Regions from separate parts of the Homo sapiens genome. Here region 2 is linked to region 1. Evidence: chromatin loops called from intact Hi-C (ENCODE). Cell type or tissue: sigmoid colon. All regions are shown on one strand.

Region 1 (8,000 bases):
AGTGAGGTGTTAAAAACTACCTCATGTTTTTGGAGCAAGTTCCCAAACAAATGTTCTAGACTGAACCCAGCTTCACTCACTGAAATGAGATTCACGTTAACCAACAAGCTAAATGACTCTGCTTACTTGAAGGTAGCAAAGCTTTTATATGCTTTATTTGGCAGAATGTCATCACTGCCAAGATATTTCGTCTGTGACTCCAGAATACACTGTGACACAAACACCAAAAACAACACAATTCACACATACACACGTATCATATGTGTGTGTGTATATATATATATATATCTTGTGTGTATATATATATGTATGTATATATCTTGTATATATAAAAGATCTTGTGTTTCACAGCCAAGTGGTATTTGCAGTGGGTTCTTGGCCCAGCCCTTGATGATCTGATGTCTTGTTTTCTATGTGAAAATAATAAGCCAATAGTCATTGGTTTTCTTGAATTAATTTGCTTAAGGAGAAAAATTGCACATTCTATTTAATACCTCATTCTGTACTTATAAACATTACAACAAGCAAACTCCAAAGACAAGTAAAATTGAACTACTGTAAAGACTCTGTATATAAATTATTTTACTCTATGTCCCTTATTCATATAGGACATTAAAAATACTTTTCACAACTAAGTTTTGTCCTTTAAAAAGGCTTGTCAAAACAACATCACTAAGGACTTGAGTATTTTGTTATATGTGTACAATAAAATTAGACCCTTTTTTGTATTTGAGACTATCAGCTGTACTTTGTGATCCTCTTGATCTTGTGCCAAACTAAATTCAATTTCAAAGCAATCAAAGGCAAAATTTAGTGCATAATAGGAAGTCTTACTAAAATTGTGAGAGGTGTCTTCCCGAATAGAAACATTGGTGATAAAAAAATGACAACCCCAAAATATGGCACTTGGTAGCTGAGATGTTGCAGAAATGCTGTCCATCCCTCCTATCTGTCTTCAGGAAGGGAGGGCTACCCCTGGTCCTCTGCCCACTTCCTCATGAATTTCTTGGCGAGCTGTTGCCTAAGTTTGGATCAGTTCCACTGGGCAACCAGCCTGCCCTGCTCCCAGGCCTGACGACTCACAGCAAAACCTCCCAACGCGTGCCTCCTCCATGGGTGCCCGGCACCCCCCAGCCAAAGCCATCAAGCCTGCACAGACCTGGGTGGGAGGCTGAGCACTGACAAACATGCTCTCCTTAGCCAAACTCCAGCCGGGCTCCTCAGAGCCCCTTCTCGACTAAGCCTCAGTCTTGGCCTAAAGACTCCAACAAACACTAACATAGTTTCTAATGGCTCAAGGCCACATGCCTATGCCTACGATGACCTCCTGAAAGTGCCTGCCTGAGAAAACTCAAGGCTGCCAAAAGCATTTACTGCTTGTTCCAGCCAACACCTGAAGACAAAACCCCCATCTCCCCATCTCTGTGGGAAGGTAGAAACCAAACTTCAAACTTCGATAAGCATCTTAGCAAACCCAGATGGCTCCACATAAGCCAAACCTCTCCCTACTGCTTTTTGCAATTTTCACACTTCTTTGACTCTACTGAGTCCCCACTCACCCCCACTCACTCATTCTCCTTTTAAAACAACCAGTCATGTCTGCACAAATCAGAGTTGAGTCCAGTTCATGCCAGGCTCTCTTCTCTACTGCAATAGCTACTGCTGAATAAAATCTGCCCTGACCCCTTTGACCAGGGTCCAGCTTTGTTTACCTTTGACAGCACACAGCAGTCCAACTTCAGACACATAAGAGGCTTTGCCCAGAGATTGGGCTGGGCCATGTTGGGGCAGGCACTTGGTCCTTTCTGTTCTCACTTCTGTGTCTACACAGCACATTAGCCAGTGTCCAGGTAAAGATCTACCCTCACCCCATGGCATGACTCATGTCTGTGACCAACAGAGGCCCACAAGATATGTTCTAGTGCAACACAGCCAACCCGGGAGCCCCTGGGTGGTGGCTGCAAAGGGGGGCCTACTGGCCTGCCCCACCACCACCTCTACCCAGGGAGACCAAGACCCTCACCTCTCATTTCCGTGGCTGAGGAGCCATTGGACCAGGCCGTCCACTTGTTCCTGTGCCTGCTGATTTCCTGGACTCTGCAGACGTAATGCCCTTGATCGGAGGGCTGCAGTGTCAAGACGGAGAGCCTGTAGAGCGCCCCCCGCTGCTCCTCCAGCAGGCGCAGCCTCCGCCGTTTGGCGCTGCGGCTGAAATTCCCATAGTACTGCACCACCCGGAGCTTGGTCATCTTCACCATCAAGGCCTCCTGGGAGTCGAAGGAGTGTGCAAAGAACCAGCGCACGGCCAGCAAGCTGTCCTTCCGCCTTTTCTGGGAGACGTGGCAGAGGAGAGTGGCATTCTCCCCCTCCAGGTAGTCAACCACGGGCCCCGGGGACACAGTGACATTGAGGGCCGCACAGACCTCTGCAGAGAAAAAGGGGAGAAGAGAGGATGAGGAGGGCCCCAAGTCCCCCTGTGGGCAGTCCACAGTCGAGGAGCCAGGAAATGCCTCCACGCACTGGGCATCCTAGTGCTCTGCCTGGCCAGAGAAGCAGGCGGCCCCTCACCTCTCCAGAGGAGGGGTTCTTCTGGGGGTGAGCCTCTGTGGGCCCCCACTGTCTCATCTATGGGACCACCCTGTCCATGTGGGATGCTAAACAATGACCTCCTGACCCAGAAGTATTTTTCAAAATTTTGTAATTAGTTGCTGACGTTTAAAATTCAAATTTCATGTAAAAGATTTAGATTTTTGGAATTTCTTAAAAATGTCTAGCCCACATCCAACCCCCCACCACTCCCCACACCTCACCACCTGGCCCCTGCCCCTCCCCAAGGCCTACTTTTATCAGTTTTGTCCCTGGCCTGATGTCAGCTGTGCTGTGGGTGGGGAGCCGCCCTGGAGCAGGGCAGGGTAGGGCCCTCTCTCTGGTGGCCTGTCCACCAGGAAGCTGGGCCCCTTTCCCTGACTCCGCTATTTCAACTGTACCCAGGGCAGATGAGTAGTAAGGTCGGATGTGAGCTGGGACAACAGGGGTTGCTTGGTTTCCTATTTGTAGGATCCATCGTCTCAGAGTTGAAGAGCAAGAATAAAGAATGATTAAACCCCAGGAAGAGGAGGGATGAGAGACTCTCCCAACAACCCAAAAGACACTTTGGAATTCCAGGCCCCATCCACAACTTCCTGTCCTTTGGTTCCTTAGTTAAAACCAGCCCGAGGGCTGCCCACTCCCAGCCACTGTTCTGCCCCTGAGCTGACCTGTGATGGAGCCACCCCAGCGCCCACTCCACCACCCAGACCAGTAGACCTCAGAGAGGCCGACTGCTGAAGTCTTCTCCCAGGAGCCACGATTCATGGTGTACCCTGGACTGCCCAGTGCGACCAGGCTGCCCGGTGCTCACAGCACAGCCCTCTGGCAGGCAGGGCCCGAGAAAAGATGCTTTGCACAGGATGCCTGGAACCTCTTTCTGCCAAGTCAGGGCTGTCTTCTCACCAGGTTCCATGTCCCCACCCCTGTACTGCCCCATGTATCACTCCAGGAAGCCATTCGCCTCCACCCCCCCACACAAGCAGGTGTCCCCATGGTCATCCCAAAGCACAGCTTTCAGTCCCAAAATGCCACCATCTGGTAACAGAAGAGGGCTTGGGCCCCAGATGTCACAGCCACCAAAACCTTTGACCCCTGGGCAGTGCTGCAGGGAAGCAAGGAGGAAAGTGGAAAAACAGATCAAGCAAGATCTGAACATTTGACAAGGAGGCTGTGGAGCAGCAAGCAGGCGGCCCTGCGGTGGGCTGGGGGAGGGATGGTAGATACAAACTATTCTTCATTGTAAAAATCCAGGCAACAGGTCTTCCTCCTATACAGTTTCCACTATTGATTTAATAACTGAACACCTCAAGACAGATGATTTCAGGATCATTTTTCCTTAATTTTCTTTCTCATCTCTCAGAAGACAAGCACTAGCCCACAGGATATTCAAGGGTAATTCCATGAGCCTTGACTTCATCACACCCATAAAGTCCCTTTTGTCATATAACGTTCCATTCACAGGTCCCCAGGGATTAAAACACCAAAGTCTTTGATATATATGGAAGTGAGCTCAGAAGAAAAAGGGTTAAGGCTCAGCTGGACTCTCCGCTGGATGGGTATGAGGTCTTCTATGCCTACAGTGATGCGGGAGATACTTAGGGCTGCAGACTAATGTGTAGCCAAAGGAGGGACCCACTCTGGTAGCAATCCCGCTGTCATCAGAAGCCCCTCCTGCAAGGCAAATGAAGAGGAATTGGCCCCACAATTCCCCCTGCATCTCGCCCACCTGGCAGGCACCTGGCCCATGGGCCATGTTAAATTAGTCAGAAGACATTTCTTCCTCACTGCTGAAGCCCTGTGTGAAGTCCACACAGCTCCCACGGCAGGAGCTCCCTGGTGAGGAATGCAGCAGCTGGGGGACACTGGCTGACCCAGCTCCAACAGCTGCTGGGGTTGGGCAGCCACAGAGAGCAGCAACGATGCAGCAGCTGGCTTCCAGAACTGAAGTCCAGCCCCACCCCGCCCTCAAGAGCTTCCCAGTGGAGGCCAGGAGAGCTGAGGAAGGCAGGAAATTGAAACAAGATGGGTGGGATGAGAGTGCAGCCGGGACCCCACGCCCCAGGCTCCTCCTATTAATGCTACATGGAAGAGGGATTATTTATAGTGACTGAAACCAGAAGGATGTGCCAAGTGCTCCAGTCCCCATGGGAGGCCAGATTTCTTCCTGGAGGCAAGCTAGTAACCCTTCCACTTCTGTGGCTCAGGACAGGGTCAGGGGATCCCAGGAAAGGGAAAGGACTATTCTCTAGCCTTCCAGGATGAACCCTCTTTTTATAGGCGCACCTCCCTGCCTTCATTTTGCCCCATATTCTCTTACAAATGGCACAAACTTCTGTTTCTTCTACCAAAGTGCAAAGACCTTTGTTATGGGTTGAATTGTGTCCTCCCAAAATTCATATGTTGAAGCGTTAGCCCCAGGACCTAAGAATGGGACTGTATTTGCAGATAGGGTCTTTAAAGGAGTAATTAAATTAAAATAAAGTCATTAAGCTGGGCCCTAATCTAGTATCAATGGTCTTTATAAGAAGAGGAGATAAGAACACAAACACCACAGAGGGAAGACCCTGTGAAGACACAGGGAGAAGGTGGCATCTCCAAGCCAAGGAGAGAGGCCTCAGGAGAAACCAACCCTGCCAGCACCTTGATTGGATTTCCAGACTCCAAAATGTGATGTTTCTGTTGTGTAAGTACCCCAGCCTATGGTACTCTGTTATGACAGCGTAAGCACACTAATCCAGCCCTGTTCACAGCAAGCTTCATTCCAGCCCTCTACCTGCACCTTCAGCACCAGGAGGTGGGTGGTGTGGTTAGAACTCTGATGGCCACAGGCCCCCGCCAAGTCTGAAAGCTTTGCTGGAGGACACAAGCTATTCAGGTTGTGGGGTCCCTGTGCCTGTGACAAGCCTTCTCAGCAAAGCTGGGTGCCTTGAGTAACATTCTTCTCTTCCCCAGCCCTGCCTTAAACCCAGCAAAGGTGGCACATGTATCCAGGCAACTGTGAGATGGGGCAAAGCAGGAGGGAGGAGAGGGAATGCAGTTAGGGCACCCAGGGGCTGGCAAATGTGAGCCAGTTGGGTGTTTATTTCAATACTAAGAGAGAGGTAGTCCGTTATCTTCCCCCGCAGTCATCAGGACCATAGGGCTCAGCAGAGGGAACACCAATGGCAATCAGAGGACAGGACGAGGGGAAGCAGGTGCAGCAGTGTCCAGAGGCAGGAGACAGTGTACAGGGCCCCCGGGAGCCCAGGCTCTTCCCTCTGGATCTCAGTCTGAATGACAGTCCATGCATGCCCAGCTTGTCAGAGGGGCAGGACCTGATGGTGTCACTCGCCCCCTCCTCCACCAGGTAGATGATGGAGCAGCCAGGCAGGGCAGATCCTCCCTCTCCTGGCCTAGGAAGGATTGCCAAAGTCACTCAGGCCCGAAGAAGAAATTAATTTCTTGTTTTGTGACCCTGTGTTGCGGAGAATTGAGGTGGGAGGGAGACGCATCGTCCCCCTCCCCGTTGTACCTCTCCACTCACAGTTCCTGCTTCCTCCAGCTTAAGCCTCATGCAGCAGGCATGTTGTGAAGAAGAAAACAACATTCCTGACCTTGTGCAGTGGACAGTCCAGTGGGTAAGGCAGCCACTCATTGGGGAAAAGACATGGGAGAATATAACTACAGTGTCACATGCCACAGAGAAAAGTGCAGGGTTTAAGAAAATCATGGCAAGATCCTGATCTAGACTTCGGGGTCAGGGGAAGGGACTCTGGGGATGTGAGCTTGAGCTAAAGACTCACTTGCAGCTAATGAAATAAAGTTCAAGGCAGCAACAAGGAATGATTTCCAAGGAGGGAGCCCCACCTCTGCAAATGTTGTGAGGCAAGAGGGACCCTGTACAGGCTGGAAATGGAAAGGTCAGTTCATCCTGGTGAACTGTACCCCACTGTGGCCCAACAGCCACCCTTGCCAACACATGATCCTCAGAAGGCATTCCCTACCCCAGTCAGGTTCCCCAAGGCCACTTTTTGAAGGAGGAATATAACAAAACTGATAGGGAAGAGACTGATACAAACAGAGGGACAGGATTCCTGCTGCAGCAAATCCCAGTCTCCAACAAGCACATGCTCTGGGACTTGGTAGTCCTGGGCACCACATGGGCTAAGCACTGGATGTTTATGGTCCCAGGCCTTCTCTGGTAGTTGCAGAGAAACGATGAGACACAGAAGCAGTGGCTTGGTGGGGCTGGGTAGAGAGCCAGGGGCTGGCATCTGACAGAACCAGGCCGGAAACCTGATTCTGTTAGGTGTGAGCCTCCTGGAGTTTCAGTTTCCTCATCCGAAAAATGGGAAAAGGATGCCTTTCACAGTAAGCATAGGCTCCAATGCAAAAGCACCCTTAAAATACAGATAGAGTTTGCATGCCCTGAGACTGGGGAGGTGGGAGCAATAGAAAGTGACATGCACACTGTCCTGTGAGTACAGTGGGCTTCGTGGGCCCACGACCTGCAGGCACACAGGACCCCATGGTTGGAAGTCCTCACACCCCAACATGGTTTAATCTCTGCTGTTGCTATCTTGAAATTTTAATACATTTTAACAAGGAGGCCCACATTTTCATTTGACACTGGATCCCACAAGCGATGTAGCTGGTTATGTTTGTAGACGAATCTCAAATTCCTGTGGATAAAAGTTAAGGTGTCTAACCCCCTTGCTTATATTTGAATAATGTCATGAAAAGGACTAACACCACTCTGAAAACAGCCTAGGACACCGTTGTAGCTGAATAGAACAACCTACTCATTGTGAAGTGGGAGATGGCCACTTCCAGGTGAGGGAGTAAGGACAACTAACAGAACAAGGCAGCAGCCTCATCTGGGATGCAGAGGTGGGCACAGTCCCTCGGTTCTGAGCAGGCCAGGGATGTGCTCGTAGCTGTGTGCCTCCCACTTCCTCTCTGCCTGAAGAAACTGCACCTGCTCACTTCAGGGAGACCAGAGCCTCTAAGTTTATAAGGAATGCAAACTGTCAGTACTGATCAGCAGCAGTGAGCTTTCTTATTAAAAGAATAGTCTGAATTCATACAGCTAAATCTCTGAAAGAAATAGTTATATTACTTAACAGTCTTTGGCACCAGGAGCCAGTATTTACTGAGCACTAAGCAGAGGTGATGCCAGACCTAGCCCATGGACTGATTCACTCACATTAGCCTATCACCTGAAAATAGCTCCATCCAGGATAAAAATATCACCTTGCCCAATGATAGAGGCTAATACCTGCCGGGTACAAACTCTATGCCCTTTAGATGTATTTTCTCAATTTATCCTGATACTCTGTTTATTCCCATTTTATAGACAAGAGGACTGAGGTACAGAGAGGCTAAGCCCTTGTTCAAGCTCACATAGTAAGTGGCAGAGCTGGAATTCGAAC
Region 2 (8,000 bases), 84 kb before region 1:
GTTGCCAAACATTAAAAAAAAAAGGTTGACAAAACATAGAGGTCCTCTCCTATACTATGGGTGGGAGTCTTTCTTGGTACAAGCAAATAACTGTAAACACTTAAATAGGTATCAGTAGGAGATGGGGGCATTCGTATAACGCAATATACGGTGCAGTCTTTAAGAATGAGGGAGGAGCTATATGTGTACTTTATATTTCACTATCATATCCTGTGTAAATATGCATGTATGCGTGTATGTAAGTAAATATGTGGGTACATATTTTACATACTTAGAAAATCCTGGGAACTCTCGGCACTCGTTCAGAAAATGGAGAGCACATTAACCATGGCTCTTTCTAGGGAAGTAACCTGAACAGCTGCAGGGAGACTCAGCCTTCACTGTGTACATTTGTTGTTACCTTTTGGATTTTGTAGTAGGCATTTTTTAATGCATTTATTTTTTTTTATTTAACAATGCATTAATTAATTTTAACCCATAATTAAAAAAATAAAAGTTGGTCATGAATTTATAGTCACACAGACATTTTCATTTAAGCACCTCTGCTCTTTATAAGGATGTCAGACTTAGGGTTTTTTGGTTTTGGCTTTGGTTTTGTTGTTGTTTGATGGACTTTTTAAAAAAAGTTTGTATGCCTATTTCCTGGTTATCTGGTGGAAATTCCAAACAACTAAACCACCTTCATTCAATTTAAGTTTCTTAAAAAGAATGCCAAAAGCAAAACACTTCTTTTCTTTTGAGATGATGCACCCCAAAAAGGCACGGGAAGTAATAGACAAGGAGAGTTACAAAGAGTTCTTCAAGCCAGCACCTCTGCTGGGGGTGACTGCCAAGTGACCTAGACGAATTGTCTAGCAATTTTTCAATTTCAAAGTTAAGATCATTTATAGGGATGGGAGCCTTCTGCTTGCCTTTTGACACCAAAAGTCTTTACATTTCTTCTTAGTCATCCATATCTTACAAGCAACAAAAACCCTGTTTACATTCTCGCTTTTCAGTTTAATTACATTTCCCATTATAATGATTCCATTTAGAAATGCCATGTGTCCTCAAATAAGCACACAAAACCCAACTCATGTAAATTTTAGCACCAAGATTTATGAAATCATATTGTCCAGGTGTGTTATTACATTACCTTGAAATTGCATTGTTTTCTAGTGTAGATTATCTGTTTATTCTTAAGTTATTCCATTACGTTTGGATATGAAAAATAACACTAGCTCTTTCAATACAGGTCACCAGGCTGGCTTGGCTGATGTGTTGTTTTCATACATTTTTATGATGTTCCTATAGTAAACATAATTTAATAAAGCCAAAGCACACTAAATAAATAATTGCATCTAGAAAAGCAATAAAAACAAATAAAAGTAGTACTTTCATAAGTGGAAAAGGTACTTCAATTACTGCTACAAGCAACAACCCACCATAAAATGTGTAGAATCATTTCCCTTATGCATATTTCTGGAATATAATAATTTGATTGAAGATACGAGGCAGCTCACAGGAGGCTCAGAACTGTGAAGTGTATAGTTTCCAAGATAAGATGCATAATATCAGTCCTTGGCATCTTTAAAGAACCTATTGTTTTTCTGGCATGCACACTTGGCTATCACAATCAGCCATGTGCCTAATTACATTTCCCAGCTTGTTTAACTGGAAATAAATTCCTAATGGCCAATGAAAGGGGCAAATGCATATTCCTCACTGGTTTTCACCAAACTACGTTTCTTTGCACTAATGTTTCAGTGGAAGGTTTAAGGTGCATTTGAGGAGAAGCTTAGAGAAAATTTTTGGCACATCACTAAGACTAGGTAAACTAAAAAACTGGTGGTAAAACCAAGAGCCAGGAGCTGAAAGCAGTGGTTAAAGCAGGTGGTTGCAATGGGGCACAGCCTGACGAGGAGCCTGTTGCAAAGCCTCACCTTTACTTCAGATGATACAAGTTTACTGCTATCTTCAGTAGACAAGCCCAAACTGGATTTAAGCTAGGGAATCACTCCCAGCATCTCTAAAAATGAATGAGGAAGCACTTCTGTTAATTTCCTGATAGACGCTGGCTTCAAAATGACTCTCTTCAAGCCCCCACCCTACTCTGGGGGATGCAGGAAGTACAGAAGGTTGCGGAGTGTTAGTACAAATTGTGGAACTCAGGATAGAAGCTTCAACAGTGTTGAACTGTCTATTCACAAACACTCTTAACGACTGTAAATTCCATTGAAAGCCTCAAGGAAACTGCTTGAAGGAGGAGTTCCAGGCCTCAGACCCGGACCGAGTTTTACATTTATATCCAGATGTTGTAATCACTGGAAAACAGACAGCAAGAGTGAACCAACTGCTGCTGGGAAGTCCTGGCAGAATCCTTTAGAAAAAGCCCTAGAACTTTCTAAATATGTGAGAAGCAACTCGGCCATTTCCTCTCTCCCAGGGCTGTTTGGTTTTACTTTATTTTCCATTTCACCTAACCTGCTGTTACTCCTGGTCAGATTCTCTTTCTATTCCTCAAATAAAGGCCTGGCATTTGTTGTATTCAGCTGCTTGGTATTTTGTGTGTCTCAAATCCCTTGTTTCATGGACCCTTAGTCTCACTTTTCATATTAGAAAACTACCAGACAGGGAGAAAACTACCAGCCAGTGAGAATCCACAAGTAATTCTGGAGGAGGATTCTATGAGCAAGGGGGGATGGAGGGTCAGATACACGCACGTATTGATGCATCAAAGGAAGGCTGCAATAAAGGGAAATTCTTCTAACTCTCAGATCAATGAAAGTGTTCATGGAGAAGAGGTGAGGAGAGTGGCTGAGGCTATCGTCCTGGGGCTGACAGCAGATCATGGGTGCAGGAGGAATTTGGATCTTAGTTTAAAGGTCAGCTGTGTGACCTTGGGCCAGTTCCATCACTGGAGCTCAGAGATAATACCTACTTTGTTGGATGATTATGAGGATTGAAATGAGGTCTATGTAATGTTTTGGCCCAGCAGCTGCCCCATAAAAGGTGCTGAACATGTGTGTGCTGAACAAATCAGTGTTTCAGTGGCATCACCTCCTCTCTAGGGTCAGCTAAAATAGCACGCATATGTGCACGTTCTGAATGCTTCATAAGTTAACAAGAACTTTGTGAACTAAGTAGCCCTGGGTATCTTTTGACAGGTAAGGAACAGATTCTAGGAAATTAGTTGTTATGGACTGAATCTTGTTCCCCAAATTTCCTGTGTTGAAGCCCTAACTCCTAAGACCTCAGAATGTGACTCTATTTGCAGATGGGTTTTTTTAAAGAGGTAATTAAGTTAAAATGAGGCCATTAGGGTGGGCTCTGATCCAATTTGACTGGTGTTCTTCTAAGAAGATGAGGACACACACACAGAGTCAAGACCACATGAAGACACAAGGAGAAGGCGGCATCTGCAAGCCAAGTTGAGAGAGAGAGGCCTTGGGAGAAACCAACCCTGCCAGCACCTTGAGCTCAGACTTCCGGCCTCCACAACTGTGAGAGAATAAAGTCTGTTGTTTTAAGCTGCCCTGACTATGTGACTGTGGTGTTTTGTTATGGCAGCCCTAGCAAATGAATACATAAGTCAAGGTGAGGACAGAAGAGAATGGAAGAAAAGAAAATAGCCTTCCTGAAGGGGAGATGAGAAGAACTACCTGATAGGGTGGGAGAATATACGAGATTAAGGCATTTATGTCAGCAGCAGAGCACCCTCCCCGAGACAAGGCAGGGGACAAAGGTCTGATACATTTACCCCTGGTTCAGTGAGGAGCAGGGCTGGAGGAGAAAGGCTCTAGGACTTCCTCACATGGCACCCTGCCCCCACACACACCTCCCATCCCCAGCTGCCTGGCCCGCCATGGCCAGGCCTCGGCCTTGACCCTGGGCTGCAACAGATCTAGCTGGGTTGCTGGCAGCCCACACAAACCTCCAGCTTTCTGGAAAGGGGGCAATGGTGACTGCCATGCTGACTGGTATGAAGGGCACCTGGCTCCAGCAGGGGAGGGAAGCTAACAGAGAAAAGCCACCCAGGTGTGGCTGCCTCCATCTGAGCAATGCACCTGGCTACCAAGTGACCGGCACACGGGCTAGCTGCAGGACATTCCTGCCCTCTGAACTGCACCCGGGGCCGAGACAGATCCTGCAGTCAGCTGAGCACACAGAGGCTGTGAGTGCCAAGGGTCAGGTTGTTTCTGCCCCCAAACCCTGTGTTCCATCTGCCATTCTGCAGCTCTCTCTGAAGCCACTTTTCTTTTGTTGCCACATTTCATGCTGGGGATGTAAGGAGAAACAAAATGACATGCAGAAGCAGCCCCACCTGAGGAAGAGACTGGGCTGAGGTTTCAAGGTAGAAGACAGAAAAATCCTAGAGGAAAGGGCTCCTTGCCCAGGGAAGCTATCATACTAGGTCTGCGTGCTCGGACTTCCCTGGGCACAGCCTCACTTCTTCCAGGGAAAAACAAACTAGATCTTAAGACAGAGAGGCAACATGAATGAAAACCAAGGCCAACCTGCTCAAGATGGTAGAGAAAACAGACCGAGGAGCCTAGTGTCTGCCGCCTCAATGAACCACTGGATTGGCCCTGGGTCTACCCAGGGTCTCCAGGTTTAAGTGACTGAGAGTTGAAATTCACCCCATGCTCAGCTCTCCCAAGACATTCTGTGGGGCAAGAGTTGTTCCCACCATGATGGGAAGCTCTTCTATAATATGTCTATTAAGATAGGTGCCTTTTTGTAATCTACCTAAAGGTGCCATATAGATGGGCAGTGGCCCTGGACTATGCCCAGATATCTTGTCCTAAAACACAAATAAAAACCAATCTGTTTCAAGATAAAGTGAAATACATAAAATAAACCAAGGCTTTGGGAAGTCACACTCCCAGGGCTAAGCAGAAGTGACCAGATGTTGGGAGGTGGTGGCGTTTCATCTCTGGGTGCCACCCTGCCATGGTGGCAGCCTGCTGCCTGCTGCCCTCCGTGTGGAAAAAGAGGGCCCAGCTCATGGTGGGAGAGGATGGTGGGGCTCAGGATGTGGGTGTTGACAGGGGCAGGGCTGGGCCAGAAGATTTATTCCCTCACAGCAGAGGAACCCGCTGCTACCTGACTCAGGGATGTTTCTGACCTGGGTTCTCTAGCAATGAAGGCCACAGGTTGCAAAACCCTGAGGGAAGGCGTTTCTTTACATTGCACATCCTGTGACTGCTGAAAGTACCAAGCCTTACACTACGGATGCAAAAGAGCCATGTGATCTGCTCAGTCCTCTTTCCAGGCTCCTCCCTGAAACTTCTCTAACAGGGGAGTACAGGTTTCTGTTTAAGTTGATCCCCTCCGCATGAAACTCTTGCCTGTCACACACAAGGTGGACCCCTACTCCTTCAAAACCCACCAGGCCCTCTGAATGCCCTGACACTGATGCCATTGGCGGCCACACTCTCCTGCACTCACTGCACCTGTGATTTCCTCTGACCCTGCACAGCGAGCTACTGGGATTCTGCCTCGCCCTCTCTAATGACCATGATCACCATCACAGAACTGCTCCCTGGCCAGTGAAGGAAGGCATTTTACAACAAACTAATGACCAACTCATTCATTTATACAAGTAACATCTAAGAATGCTCTAAGCATGCATGTTTCTGAGCTATGTTCTCAAATGTGTGCCAGGCCCCCCACGCTGCAGGCATGTTCACCAACATGTGTCCACAGACTCAGCCCTAGGATTACAGTTCCACTCATGCCTCCTGCTGTGTCTCCGATGACATAATGGAGGTTTCTCAAAATTTTATTTTATTTGTTTTAAATGACATGGGGTAAAATTGAGTTTTGAGGTGCCCAGTTCTAAGAATTGTAACACAGGTATAGATGTCTGTAACCACTGCCACAGTCAGGTCTCAGGACAGTTCCATCACCCCTGCATGCCACCCCTCTGCAGTCCCACCTTCCCTCCAGCCCGACCCCTGGCAACCACAGATCTGTCTTCTGCCACTATGTTTTGTCTCTTAGAAAAGGTGATGTACAAAGAATCATACAGTGTGTAACCTTCTGGGATTGGCTTTTTTTACTGAGCATAATTCCCTGAAGATTTATCCCAGTTGTTGCAAGCAACGATTGTCTGCTCCTCTCTGTTGGTAAAGAGTATTCCACATGCTGTAGCTAGCCATCCACTCACCTGCTGGATGACTTGTGGGTTGTTCCAAGTTTTTAGTGGTTATAGAGTTGTTATAAACGTTCAAATATAGGTTTTTGTGTGATGTTTTCATGCCTCCAGAGTAAATACCCAGGAGTGGGTTTGCTAGGCCACATGGCAAGTTATGTTTAACTTTGTAAGAAACTGCCTATTTGTCCAGGGTGGACCATTTTGCCCTCCCACCTGCAAAGCATGAGCGTTTCAATTGCTCCACATCCTTGTCAGCGCTTTTTTTTCTTTTAGCCATTGTTCTAGGTGTCAGTAGCACAGTAATTACCTTTCCCTTATGCTTAAGGAACTTTCCCATCCTAGACTTGAACTCAAGTGCTCCTGGATAGCTGCTGAGCCAGATTAAATTCTTACATAGCACAGTTTCCTCTCAGAAGCATTAGGAAAGGATGATCACACAGACCAGGTTTAAAATGCAGTGATGAACCTTCCTGGACTCTGGGCATCACAAAGTGAGTCTGCAGTTTTCAGAGCTTGCAATGGCCTGTCTAGCCTTCTGTTCTGCCAACAATGAGGTACTATAACAGCAGGTAGCAGCCTCTGGGCTGAATCTCCCACCTCTAATGCAAGCCCCTTTTCCCCCAGTTTGAGGGTGATAATCATGGAAAGTATGTCCATGGGGAAGAACTATTTGATTTGGCTACTGAGAGAAAAGTCAACCTCAAGGAATTCTGAGGTTGTGCACCTTTCTGGAAGATAACACACTTTAAGCTCTTAATGGATAGTTTCTGAGTATATCATTTTGTAGGTGTCTTTCCATGATTCAGGCTGGAACTTAACATTCTTACTAAGAGAGGTTTAGCATTCTCTTATGCAGACTCCTGCAAAACAACACTTTTTCACAGAGATCACAGTTGGATGTGTAACTTGAATTAAGTCACGGTAATAAAAGAAAAATGCAATTGCAGCCTCTGCAAGTTCTCTCAACATCAAAAGTTCAATTGGGTAATACCATTATCACAGCAACAGATCAATAACTGGGACATGGAATGTTTATGTTAACGTCATCTTAGAGTTTAAAAATGTGACTGCAGCTCCACAGAGCTGCACTATCAGGAATCTATTTACCCATGAGAGAATTACAAATTATCAGGGGCAGACTTCCTCTTCTACCTGCAAGATAAGTGCTCATTTTTTATTCAATGGAGTAACTTGTAAAACAAACTCTCCCCTAACAACAGCCACTGCACATACAACTATAGCCACCAAGGAGCTTGAGGCTGTGCATTCAGAAAGCTCTATTTGACAGAGGGTCTCCTCAATGGGTCTCCATAGTACCCAACTCAGGAGAGTAAAGTATGCTGTGAAGCTTATCAGTCCTACTATCATCGACATGCCTTGGATATGAACTTGACTTAATCTCAAGTACCATGGGTGCTGATTGGCAAATTTATTTAAATCTATTATGAAAAGAGAATATAGAGTTCTATGGTGTATATGTTAAATAAAAATAAAGAAACAAAAGAAATGTCTTTCCAAAACAAAGGACATAATCCAGAAGTGGCTTTGGGAGGTAGCAGAGTGTGGTGGCTGAGAATTGGTCCTTCTGAGAACAGAACTCAGAAAACACTAATTTTCACCATCTCGCTCCATCCTCATGCCAGCACTGTGAGGCAGGGCCAGTGATTATGGAGTCTGGATTACAGGTGGTGTCTGGATTCAGAGCCAGTCAGTCCTTCCCAGATGCTCGTGGGCAGTCCCAGGCATCGCAAATGCATGCTCAGAGGCAGAGTCTATGCTCTGATGTGAATGCCTTGTATCCAGGTGAGCAGACAGGCAGACAGCAGTCCCTTCCCAAGAAGTAGGCCTGGGATGCCAACAG

The links. Hi-C counts contacts between places; a loop is a spot of excess contacts. Peaks named below come from ENCODE experiments on the same cell type or tissue, not always from the same donor. Only the 100,000 strongest peaks of a DNase experiment are listed, where the experiment ranks them.
Region 2: it touches region 1 in a loop (1.9-fold over the local background); 7 of 110 quality-filtered maps call a loop at or near these places.

What each region holds. Positions count from the first base shown.
Region 1 is chr10:49,105,571-49,113,570 of GRCh38, forward strand. VSTM4 (V-set and transmembrane domain containing 4) reads right to left here. Exons shown (of 8, transcript NM_001031746.5): 2 at 2,024-2,425. Among named protein-coding and RNA genes, the nearest start is that of VSTM4, 6.0 kb to the right of the region's middle. RefSeq lists an enhancer at 2,958-3,936. In sigmoid colon, no CTCF peak of the experiment used is centred here; DNase peaks (open chromatin) are centred at 1,041 and 4,531; H3K27ac peaks cover 1,142 bases.
Region 2 is chr10:49,021,684-49,029,683 of GRCh38, forward strand. All of the region lies in intron 7 of VSTM4 (V-set and transmembrane domain containing 4), which reads right to left. Among named protein-coding and RNA genes, the nearest start is that of MIR4294, 40 kb to the left of the region's middle. In sigmoid colon, no CTCF peak of the experiment used is centred here; no DNase peak of the experiment used is centred here; H3K27ac peaks cover 1,290 bases.